Regions from separate parts of the Mus musculus genome. Here regions 1 and 2 are each linked to region 3. The links are chromatin contacts, found by POLR2A ChIA-PET in ENCODE. All regions are on one chromosome and are shown on one strand. The core of a region is the stretch at or near the end of the contact, and the rest is flanking DNA. Distances in the headings are between cores, read along the strand shown. Region 1 holds the start of Lmna (lamin A). Region 2 holds the start of Tsacc (TSSK6 activating co-chaperone). Region 3 holds the start of Pmf1 (polyamine-modulated factor 1).

The links. ChIA-PET counts read pairs that join two places held with the same protein, here RNA polymerase II (POLR2A).
Region 1: POLR2A ChIA-PET joins it to region 3 with 43 read pairs in Patski. The contact joins the promoter of Lmna here to the promoter of Pmf1 in region 3. POLR2A ChIA-PET finds 5 or more read pairs at or near these places in 4 of 5 experiments (Patski and embryonic stem cell).
Region 2: POLR2A ChIA-PET joins it to region 3 with 25 read pairs in embryonic stem cell. The contact joins the promoter of Tsacc here to the promoter of Pmf1 in region 3. POLR2A ChIA-PET finds 5 or more read pairs at or near these places in 3 of 5 experiments (Patski and embryonic stem cell).

The regions. Positions count from the first base shown.
Region 1 is chr3:88,500,989-88,504,897 of GRCm38, reverse strand. It overlaps Lmna (lamin A), which reads left to right and starts at 1,546. Exons shown (of 12, transcript NM_001002011.3): 1 at 1,546-2,150. The coding sequence starts at 1,795.
Region 2 is chr3:88,294,994-88,299,279 of GRCm38, reverse strand. It overlaps Tsacc (TSSK6 activating co-chaperone), which reads left to right and starts at 2,281. Exons shown (of 4, transcript NM_001357024.1): 1 at 2,281-2,456; 2 at 3,830-3,889. The coding sequence starts at 3,853. It overlaps Cct3 (chaperonin containing Tcp1, subunit 3 (gamma)), which reads right to left and starts at 2,145. Exons shown (of 14, transcript NM_009836.1): 1 at 2,014-2,145. The coding sequence starts at 2,044.
Region 3 is chr3:88,408,324-88,412,169 of GRCm38, reverse strand. Pmf1 (polyamine-modulated factor 1) reads left to right here and starts at 1,773. Exons shown (of 5, transcript NM_025928.4): 1 at 1,773-2,014. The coding sequence starts at 1,863. It overlaps Slc25a44 (solute carrier family 25, member 44), which reads left to right. Exons shown (of 4, transcript NM_178696.5): 4 at 1-1,676.

The sequences.
Region 1 (3,909 bases), core at 297-2,796, 93 kb before region 3:
CTGTCTTGAAAAAACAAAGCGCCAGGCGCACGCCTTTAATCCCAGCACTCGGGAGGCAGAGGCAGGTGGATTTCTGAGTTCAAGGCCAGCCTGGTCTACAATGTGAGTTCCAGGACAGCCAGAGCTATACAGAGAAACCCTGCCTCGAAAAACCAAAAAAAGAAAAAAACAAAAAAACAAAAAAACAAACCCCCCCCCCACCACCAACAACAACAACAAAAAAAAAAACAAAAAAAAACAAAAAAAGCAGCAGCAACAACAAAATCTCTTAAGAGTCCCAACTCAAGCCCACTGCCTGGACCTGCAGGAACTGCAAGCTAATCAGCAATGGACAGGGGAAAGCACATGGCAAAAGGGGAAGGAACATGGCAGAAGGGGATGCCAGGGCCAGTAAGGCTTAGGCTAGGGTTACAGGAGAGGATTAGACAGCTGATCGGGAGTCTTTGATGGAGGCTGGAGACCCCGGGACATGGAACCAGGGGACCAGGTTACTGTATTGGGAGATCATCTAGTCAGGGCCCACCCAGAACTGGCTAGACAGGCATGCAGTGGCTGAGGAGGGGGTAGCTTTGCTGTTCTTGCTCACACCGTTTAAGATGGAACCAGGATGGAGACCCTGCATTAACAACCCTCTGACCCCGTTCCTCTTTTCAGGCCCTTCTCGAAGCCACAAAAATCTGGAACCTGGTGTCCTGGCCATGTGCTGAATGCACGCACAGCACAGCTCTGGTATCTGTTTTAAATTATCCATTAAAATAAGTACAGTCCTGGAAAAAAATAAGTACAGTCTTGGATTTGGTTGGGTGGAGTGAGCTGAAGAAAGGGGCTGAAACGAGGGATTTCAGCAGCCCCTTTTTCCAGCTGTCTAGGTCCAAATGAAAGGGGAGGGGGGAGTGGGCGGGGCCAACTTCTGGCTTCTATTCTTGGCCTTCTCTTGGGGACTGAGGCTTATTTCTTAGATCTAAAACCCAATGTTTGGTTTTAAAGCCAAAAATATAAGGGAAGTGCATAGGTTTGGGTTTTGTTTTTTGTTTTTTCCCGAGGTCCTTGATCTTTGCCCCCAAATTTGAGGGCATAAAGTAATCCCTCAGTTACCTAAAAACACAGCCATTCCTTTGCCATTCCACTCTCCTGGATTGGCCGCTTCTGTGCGCGGGGGAGAGGTGACTCACTATTACTACTGAGGAAAGGGGAGCCAGTGGTGGAAGTGGGGTGAGTCACTGATGGGCAGCAGCTTCAGCCCTCCCCCCAACTTCCTTGGCTCTCTGGGGATGCCTGATCCTCTCCCTCACTTTGCACCTACTTCCCCTGGTCCCTCACCACTACCCTTTGCCCACCCACTCAAATTCTTTGGCTCTGCTCTTTACTCCAGAAGGCCAAAGGCAAGCTTAGAGTTGAGTAGGCAGGAACCAACATTGTGAAGCCCCAGGCCAGAAAGGGGTGTTCTGCAGAGTGAGGGTTGGCATGCTGGCTCCTCCTCACCATACCTGCCCCCGCCCCTTTGGGTACAGGATGGCTCCTTTAAGAGCAGTGGATCCACCCCCTGTAGAGGAGGGCCTATTAGAGCCTCTGCCTGGCTGTCAGTGACTCAGTGTTCGCGGGAACGCTGCCTCAGCCTCAACACCAGCCAACCCAGATCCCGAGGTGCGCCAGCGCCCAGCCCAGATCTCCACGCCTGCCAGGAGCGAGCTTCGCCGGCTCGCTGTCCCCCTGAGCAGCCTCTGTCCTTCTGTCCAAGTCCCGCGCCCTTCTCGGGACCCCTGCCCAGCGGGCAGCACTGTCACCCTGCCGGCCATGGAGACCCCGTCACAGCGGCGCGCCACCCGCAGTGGGGCGCAGGCCAGCTCTACCCCACTGTCGCCCACTCGGATCACCCGGCTGCAGGAGAAGGAGGACCTGCAGGAGCTCAATGACCGCCTGGCCGTGTACATCGATCGCGTGCGTTCCCTGGAGACCGAGAACGCGGGGCTGCGCCTTCGCATCACTGAGTCTGAAGAGGTGGTCAGCCGAGAGGTGTCCGGCATCAAGGCGGCCTACGAGGCCGAGCTGGGGGATGCCCGCAAGACCCTTGATTCTGTGGCCAAGGAGCGCGCCCGCCTCCAGCTAGAGCTGAGCAAAGTGCGTGAGGAGTTCAAGGAGCTGAAGGCTCGGTGAGTGAGGCCCGGCCGGCCGGCACCAGGGAGGCAGCAGTCGCCTGTAACTGGCCATCTAGTCCCCTCCCTCCCCGGAACTGCCTCCCGCGGGTGACTGGCAGTGCCAAGGGTAATAGACATGATAGGACATAGAAGGGAGGGGGTCTCTGTGAGAGGGTGGGGGATATAAAGAGTGGTGGGGGCATTGAGACCAAGTAGCGTTGGTGACAGGGCCTATGCTGTCAAGGTGGGATTTTTCAGTCATTTGGAGCTTGGGGGATGGGCTTGAGGAAGGTAGAACAGGCTCTACCAGGTCTTGGAACTCCCGAACGCCGCCCGGGACACATCAGAATGGGTGAAAGGGTTTTATTAGAACTTTCTTGGTAGGTTTGGCACTTTGCCAATCTTGCCCAACGTGGCTCTGAACACATGATGTCCACTAAGACATAGCGCCCACACTGACATTTGTCCAGTGGTACTGTAATGGAGTTACCAAGGCTGCATAGCCCCTTTCTCCCATGGCTGTGTAAGCACGGCCTTCTCCTGGTTCTTTCTAGGAGCTGAGAATGTCTGGAGCTTTTCCTAGACTCTCAGGCCCACCAGAAGCACACCAGGAGATCTGCTCCCCCGCAGCTCCCACAGCCCTTGGCCTCCCTGGTCGAGGAATGCAAGGGAGGGTGGGGAGGGAGACCGGGCACAGAAGCTAATGGCTCTGGAAATTCTGTTATGCCTGAGTCGGGGACACCCCAGTCTGGGCCCTCTCTGTTTGGTGACTTAAGGGTTTTGGAAGCTCTGTCCTTTCCTTGCTCAGCCAGCGAGCCACTTTCATTTTTCTAGTCAAGCCAGACTTTACTCTGGCCCATCCTCTGAACTGTTGATGTCTTGATCTTACTAAACCTCTGGAATACAATGACATTTTTGAAATCCAGCCGTTAGGGAGCCTCAGGCCACTCCCATTGCACCCATCCCTACCCCACCCTACCCCACCCTACTTGGCTCCACCTACTTTCTAAAAAGGCTTTCCAAAGCCTGGAAGTTTGGGCTCTTGCTCCCTGTACTTCCATTTCGCTCTGTGTCTGTGGTCTTTTCTTCTATGTTGTAGACCCAAGACAAAGAGCTTTGGACATTGGACGTGCGCACTGATACCTAAGGGGCTGGTAGCTTTGACTTCTCTTCCTCTTTTTCCTTTTTGCATTATCTTCTGACAAAACCCACTGTGTATCTGTGGTTGGTCATTCTATTCCTTACCAGATTCCAGCCCTAGGTGGTGAGTATGGCAAGCCCATTGCCTCAAGTGTGAGCAGAGGTCATGTGCACAGATGGGTCCAGCTTTTCTTTCTGCTAACAGGAATTAGCTGCCTTTTCATCCATCCACTAGGGATATGAACACCTTATCAAGAAATACATGAGGCAAGTTAGAGGAGTCCCAGTGAGTTAACTAGTTAGTGATCTAAACTAGTTAAGTCAGCCACCAAAGCTCTTGCAGATCCTGGTGTAGAACTTGTATAGTAGATGTGGGGACAGGGACAGTGGAATCTATAGCTTCTTGTTCATCTAGCCATGCCAGTCTCCTGCCCCCAGTGCAGCTGTCCAGCCTGGGACACCAGGTGGTGTGTACACACGTTGGGTAGGGGCTGGGTGATGTGTGGACTTTTTAAATTTAGCCACCTGCCTCTATTCTCCACTGATGGTAACTGAGGAGGCTGGGCTTCCGGGAAGGGGGTGGGTATACACACCTAGGTCCCTGCTGGTGGGGTGGAGCAGAGGCTAAGTGCCT
Region 2 (4,286 bases), core at 1,032-3,531, 110 kb after region 3:
AAAAAAAATGCTACATTTTAATGTATATATCAGGTGTACAAATGCTTGGCAAAACTGTGAGGTCAGAAAACAACTTTCAGAGTTAATTTTCTTTCTATCACATGGGTGCCAGGGATCAAACTTGGTCATCCAAGTCAGGTAGGGTGGTGCATGCCTTTGACCCCAGCACTTACGGCAGAGTCAGGAGTATCTCTGTGACTTGGCATATATATAGAGAACCTGCCTCAAATGAAACAAACAAACAAACAAACAAACAAACAAAAATAGCAACAACAAAAAGACCTCCAGTTATTATTAGGCTTAGTGTCAGGAGCTTTTTTTTTTTTTTTAAACCTGTTGAGCCATCCTACCACCAACCCTATTCATCAAGTTTTGAAAATAAAAATAAATACAAAGTTTTCAGTGTATAACCAGCAGTCAATTACAACTGTTTAAGGTTGAGCGTGGTAGCATATGCCTTTAATCCGAGCACTGATGCAGATGGATTTCTGTGACTTGAACACCAACCAACTTGGTTTATAAAGTGAGTTAGTTCCAGGCTAGCCAGTTACGAAGTGAGATGGCCTGGTAGTTAAAACCTTTGGAAGCTCTTGCAGAGATCTCTGCATTCATTTCCAGCACCAACATGGTAGCTCACAATCATCTCTAACTACAGTTCCAGGGGATCTGATGTCCTTTTCTGGTGTCTGCAGGCACAGACATAGAGGCAGGCAAAAAACACAGATAATGAGAGAACCCCCGGTATAATAAGAGATAACCTGAAATGCTTCAACTTCATAGTCTTGACCAGTACTTTCCTTGTATGCATGCTTACATATTTCCAGTGATTCATATCTTGAGTGCCCTGAATGGGCCTCAGTAGGACAGTGATTTTTCACAAGACTGCACACCCCTTACAACATCCCCGGGAAGAGGAGCCACAGAGTCTCAAAGATTAGTGACCAAGAAAGTCTGCTTGTGAGGCTGGAAAGATGGTTCAGCTTCAATTCCCAGCCCCTCAAGGTGGCTCACAACTGCCTGTAACTCCAATTCCAGGGAATCTTGGTGCCATACACAGACGAAAACAAACAAAATATCAATCACAAGCCAAGGAATCTCACGATAGAACAGGAAAAAGACTAAAGCCTGAGAGCCACCCTGTAGGTAAACTTCTCTCAGGAGACTAGAGCAGAAAATAATGACTTCTTACAAATCTGGCCTGCTGCTTAAAACCTCATGGACTCGTCTACGAGTGTGTAGGAGAGGTAGTGTCACTGAACACCTTTGTCTCTCCTCCCAGTGTGGCCAGACTAAATCTGTTTTTCTCTTTACTATGTTTAACTTTGACCCAGGCTTACTGAGTTATTCTCAATAGCTCAGGTAACTGACAAGGAACTGGTGCTCTTTACTGAGATGAGTGGCGTTCCCTAAAGAGGAAAGAAAACCAGGAAAGGAATTTGGGAGAACTGGCTGGTGGGAAAGATCACATCCAAGATCGGGAACGCCAGGAATGTCATTTCCGAACAAGGGTTGCTGAATGACCGCTACTGAAAAGATGCCACTTCCGATTCGATCTGCCGGTAAAGGCAGCTTTTACTTATCAACTTAACAACTCTACTACAGCCTCCTAAATACTGATGCTAAAGTATCAATCAAGCGAGTTGCCGTTAAGTCACGCCTCTACGGAGGGATGGACCGAGCATAGGAAGCAAGGCCTACCGTTAAGAACCATCATTACTATCTACACGGAAATCATGCTGTAAAGGACACGGGGGCGTGGAGGGTGGCGACTAAAGAACCGAACGCGAATAGGATGAAGCACACGTAAAGACTAGCGACTCCGAGAGCGGAAAGTCATTTTGTCAAAAGAAGGCGACAGGAGAGGCAAGAGAAGAAAAGTGGGGAAGGAGCTTGGTCCAAGGCGAAAAGACCACTGGAAGGCACGAGGGCCGAGTCATGGCGGGACGGAGCTGGGCAACACTGGCCAGCTTGGGGAGAGAGGGGCGGAGAGAGACATCCCTTCCCTGAACTCACTGAGCACGAGCACTGGACGGTGGCCCATCATGGCGGCACGACGCAGAGCCGACTCTCCAGAGCTGGGGGGAATCGGCAGAACCTTCTGGAGAGAAGAGCAGCGAAGAAAACGCTGCCTCCTCAGGAATGACACAGAAACCTGCTAACCTCTGAAGTGCCGCCAATCACCAAACTCATTTTATTGATTGACAAAAACATAGGCCAATCGACAGTATTAGCCCCGCCCTCTACGCAAGAAAGGCAAGGCAAGTTAGATAGAGAGGGCATGATGTAGGGGACTGGGAGACGCAAGCGCTTGCGCACTGGCGTGGCCGCTCCCGGCCGCGTGCGGCCAGAATGTCTGCGCAAGCGCCAAAGCACGGGCAGTTAGCTGGCTCGCTACAGCGCATGAGTACCCACTAGAGGGTGGGTGCTGGGGTGGAGGCTTTGGATTAATGCTGTAGGTAAGATCATGAAGCTCTGTTTTGTCCATCGGTTCTCGTCCGACCGTGAAGGCCAAGGAAGGCATGATAGTTCTCTACTTTTTATTTCAGCCTTAGCGGTAGGGAGGAGTAGAGGAGCCAGAAATACCCGTCGTGGCCCGAGAGATTGAGGCAGTGTAAAAGTGGAAGTTGTCCTACGGGGCGGGGAGGCAACGACTCGGCTCCCCGCCTCCCCGGAGCATGCTGGGAGTTGTGGTTTACTGCTCTAGACGCGCTGGTTTTCTTTTTTAAAGAAAAGGAAGGAAAATTCTTGTTCTTTAGATGTACCTATTTTTTATTTTATGTGTATGGTTGTTTTGCCTGTGCGTATGTAGGTGCACCACTTGTGAGAGGCGATCAAGCGGGAGTCTGATCCTCTGGAACTGGAATTGATTGTGAACCGCCACGTGGGTGCTAGGAAGTAACCCTGTCTGCGGGACCATCTATTGCTCTTAACTGTTGAGCTATCTCTCCTGTCCTAATGTCTTACTTCTTAGAAAAATACGTTGAGTCTAAGGCAAAAAGACATAAAGGAGGATCGCTCACATTTCCCCCGAATATCCTAAGTCGTGTTTCTTGCAGTATTATGAGTCTTCTTCGCCCCCTCCCCCCCAGCCTGGTCACTGGTTAGTGACAAAAGAAACTAGAGTTTTTGTTTTTTTAATTACCGTATTATCTTTACCAGAGTTCTAAGGCTGGCCTAAAACTCGTCGTAAAGACCAGGCTGATCTCAAACTGGAGACAAGCCTCTTGCCAGATCACCCCATATAGGAAAAAGACAAAACAAAACAACAAAAAAAATAAGGCTAGTAATTAAACAGAAGTCTCAAAGAGTCATGACATGTTTGTGATAGATTTAAAGTTCGTATTTGGTATGCTTTGTCTTCTGCAGTGAAAAGGCACTAACAAAAACTGCCGAAGGGAATTGGAGAAAAATTAACAATTTCAGAACAGTTGTTTGTTTGGTGTGGTAGCACACCCCTGTAATAAACTCCAGAGGCTGAGTCAAGAGGATAGCGATTTTCAGTGGCTTCAGTCTCCCTGGACCACATAAGGGAGGCAGCCTGGAGGGAAGGCTCAGTGGGCTTAGAGGGTATATTGCTCTTGCAGAGAACCTCAGCACAATTCCTTGAACTGATGTCTGGCTGCTCACAGTCACCTCTCACTCAAGGGAGATCTACTCATATATGTACATATTCACATAATTAAAACTTAAAAATTTTACATTTAAAACCAGACACCTCTATGAGATAGTGTATACACTGTTATATACTGTTACACTTCGGGCTTTCAGGGGAGTGCTTAGGAAAGAAGACACTGTTGTTTGACCATGTGACCCTATTATTCTTTCCCAGGCACCAGACCTGTTGCTGTCAAGATGGAGCAGCACACTAGTAACCCTACTAAGGAAAAAGGTGTGTCACAGCCCCTGTGTCCCCTCCCTCAGAAGCCAGCCTTCCCCATTCACTCAGGGTTTCAGAAATGAAACTAAGGAAAAAGGTGTGTCACAGCCCCTGTGTCCCCTCCCTCAGAAGCCAGCCTTCCCCATTCACTCAGGGTTTCAGAAATGAAACTAAGGAAAAAGGTGTGTCACAGCCCCTGTGTCCCCTCCCTCAGAAGCCAGCCTTCCCCATTCACTCAGGGTTTCAGAAATGAAACTAAGGAAAAAGGTGTGTCACAGCCCCTGTGTCCCCTCCCTCAGAAGCCAGCCTTCCCCATTCACTCAGGGTTTCAGAAATGACTAAACATTTGCCACTAAACAGTGGCCTGCTACTTGGTTACTTGGAAAGTACTTGTGGGATATTTTTGGGT
Region 3 (3,846 bases), core at 524-3,023:
TATGTGTAGCTGAACATCTGTGAATGAGCCAACTCACCCTCATAGCTCAGTCTGCTGTCAGACCCCACTCCTTGGAGAAGTGGAAAACTGTGACACAGATCCCAATTCTTTATCCCCCTTCCCTGTCCCTCAGGCCCGGGAACCGCATGAGCTGCTGGCCTTCATTGGCCCAGGTGACTACAGTAGAGGGGCATAGTTATAAGTGGGTCAGACTTACTAGAGAACACTGTCCTTGGAACTTTGCCCTGAAGCCAGGTTGGGAAAGAGCCACTGGCTTGGATGTGTGTTCCTCACTCTTATCTCCTCAGGCCAGCTGAGCCAAGCCCTGGAGGTACAACGGAGGTTCTGAGCCCGAGGCAGCAGTGCCACAGGCACACCTGCCACCCAGATGAATAGCAACAGGTGTCTCACAGTGGGACTCTGGAATATGAACTATCCTTTTTTTTCTTGTCCTTGGTTGTGAAGTATCATCCCAGTCATGGTACCCTGTGCTGGCAACAGAAAAAAAAAAAAAATACAGTCAGGAAGGCACCCAAGGCCAGGTCCACCTGGTTACCAGCCTCTTACTGCCAAAACCATTGATGCTTTCCTCAGGAGCGTCCCTCTTCCCTGCCTCTACTGAGCCTGTGTTGGTGGCAGAGAGGCACATCCAGGAATGGGAGGGAAGAAAGCAGGCAGATCTTGCTCTTCAGCCTGGGAGATGCTTGGGAAATGCCATGGTGCCAAATTGGAAGGTGCTAACTGAAGCCTTCATGTTTCTCACGGCTGCTCCACATTCTTCCATCCTGACTTGACCCAGTCTCCACACACACACCTCCTACTACTCGCTGTAGTCTGTATTTGTTTCCTTCTGAGCCCTCTACTAATGTCTCAGCATTTTGGTTTGTTTTTTGAGACAGGGTCTCATATATCCCAGGCTGGGTTTGAATTCATTATGTAGCAGAGGGTAGCCTAGAACTCTTCATCTTCCTCCACCTCCTAAGTTCCAGGTTTACAGGACGCCGCCAGGCCCCACTTCCTGCACTTTATTGAGAGAGCCCTTCAATCTTGCCCATAGTCATCTGAAGGGTGAAGCCCACAGATCATTTTAAATCCTTTCGCTCCTCACCTCTACCTTAAGACCTATCAATACAGTGGAGCAAGGGCCCCTCTCAGGCTTTCACTATCAAGACCTTTGTGATTGGACAGCTCTGCTCTTTGGTCTTTCCTAACGGGGCAGAGTGTGGACATAGGTTCCTCCCACCTTTCATACCTTAGGTTACTCCTTCCCGACTTTTCTTGTCCGGTGTTTAAGCCTCTCCCTTTCTTGTCCTATCTCCCTTTCCTTCTTTCCCCTTGTGTTTGAAAGGACCTTGGATATAAAGGTAAAAGGCACCCCCGTGTCGGAACTCCTACTCTCCCAAGGTCAGGGTCTGGGATTGGCCTTGGTGAAGATGAGCCAGTGGGCGGCCATTTTTCCAAAACTGGAGACCAAAACAGCTAGAAATGTTGACCCATTGGTCAACACACAAATTAGAAACTCGGCAAGACAGGAGGGCTGGATAGAGGCACATGGGAAAGAATGCACATTCAGCATTAGCTAGAAATGGACTCGAGGAGATTAGCTGCGAATATTCACTGTTGCACTGTATGAGATCTTTGAAATGTAATTAAAAGTTTTTATTGAGCCCCTAAACTCTGGCTTTTGGGTTTTGTTTTCTGCCCTTCCCCCCCTCCCTCCCCCCGGAGCTGAGAACTAATTCCTCGTCCTCGGCCACTGCCCCGCCCCATCCGGCTCCGTGACGGGCATTCCGCGGCCTCCAATCGGAGGTCCTGTTGGGAGGAGCTGCAGGGCCAGTTTATTTTGGCGGTTCAATTTCAACATGGCTGAGGTGAGCCGAGATAGCGAGGCTGCGGAAAGGGGGCCTGAGGGCTCCTCTCCGGAAGCTGTGCCAGGGGACGCGACCATCCCCAGGGTGAAACTCCTGGACGCCATAGTAGACACTTTCCTCCAGAAGCTAGTCGCCGACAGGAGGTAGGTGGCGACCAATGGGGAGAGGTGGCGGGAGGTCTGTCGCAGGATCGTAAGTCCCGCGAGATACGCTTGGCGCAGTCACGTGGGCGACCCGCCGCGGTGGAGCAGGGCTGCTCCCCTGAAACCTCTCGCCGCGGTTTGCGGAGGAGTAGAGGGAAGGTCGGATTGCAGTTGCTGTCTTCTCCACCGTCCCGCAAGGCAGCAGCCTGGGGCCCGCGGCAGCCTTAGGGCAGCCGACGTCCTTCCCCAGAGGTCATCTGCTTACGTAGACCTAACGCGCCAGGGCGCCAGATGAGCGCAGAGCTCTGCTGGCTGGAGCGCGCGGGAGGTGGCAAGCACTGAGCTTGCAGTCTTTTTTTTTTTTTTTTTTTGAGAAAGGATTTCTCTGTAGCCCTGGCTGTCCTGGAACTCACTCTGTAGACCAAGCTGGTCTCGAACTCAGAAATGAGTGGCTGTCCTTACAGGCTGGTGTGCCAGGCCTCATAACCAGGAATGTCCTGGGCTCAGTGGTAAGAGCACTCGTTGATCTTGCAGATCTTGCAGCGCACCTACATGGTGGTTCACACCCACTTGTAACTCCACTTCCAGGGGATCTGACACTATTCTGGTGGGCATTAAGCATGTACATGGTGCAAATACATACGTGCAGGCAAAATACCTAGACATAAACATGACCGAATCAAATTAACATTTTAAAAAAAGGAATGTTAGCCGGGCAGTGGTGGCGCAAGCCTTTAACCCCAGCACTTGGGAGGGAGAGGCAGGCGGATTTCTGAATTTGAGGCCAGCCTGGTCTACAGAGTGAGTTCCAGGACAGCCAGGGCTACAGAGAAACCTTGTCTCAAAAAAAAAAGACTATAGGCTCAGTGCTCGCCACCTCCCATGCCTTCCCGCTCCAGCCAGCAGAGCTCTAGTGACTTCCACAGTGACTAGAGGAAGACTGGACATGCTGGCTTCAGGTGGACCTCAAATTCTTGCCCTGCTGTCCTTTTCGTTGGCCTGGCTAAGGCCCAACTGCCAGAAGTGCCAATCTTAGGTTTCACAATATAAAGATGCAGTCGCACATGGCCCTGCTATCTGCACTCCCCTGCCTTGTCTCTCCAAAAGCGAAATCTTTTTTTTTTTGGTCCTGGCAGTCTCCTGGACCTTCTGAAACAGTCTTTCTCTTTAGCTGCAGCAAGCAAGGGATTCCTTTTCTGTGTCTTGTGACATTTGAACCTGCCAGAAGAGACTGGGTTGGTGGTATTAGTGGAGCCCAGGGTAAAGGCCAGTTAGTACTATTCAGAGAGAAGCCAGGTCTCCCACCAGGACACAGTGCAGCCAGCAGCTTGTTACAGAGGAGTGGGTCCCATGAGGCTGAGGGGCTAAGGTCTTACCATATCCTGATCCAGTGCTATGGCCTGGGATGCTCTAGGCAGGGTGTGATTTATATAGTTATGTTAAGCCCAAGGAAAGAGCGAACATCAATTGTGCCTCAGTTGCTGGCATTTTAAACTAAAGAAAGGCAAGGAGGTGAGGGCGATGGGACTCAGTGGTAGGTAGGGCTCAGTGATGGAGCTGCTGGGAGGCCTGGGGCTCTACCTCCAGGCTCAGAAATAGCAAAGCTGGTTGGCATTCAGGAAACAGTACTACACAGAAAGAGTAGTTTTATGTATGAGCCATAGAAACTCCCTACCCACTCTGCAGGTTCAGGTAATTGGTCGTGGTGAGAATTCATGTCTGAGTGCAGATCTGCCTGTCCAGATCTCCTCTTACTCTGTCTTCACGGTTTCTGCCTTCGTCAGGCTGCGTCATCTTAGTCTTACCTCCCAAGTCCGTCCTTTTGAGTCAAC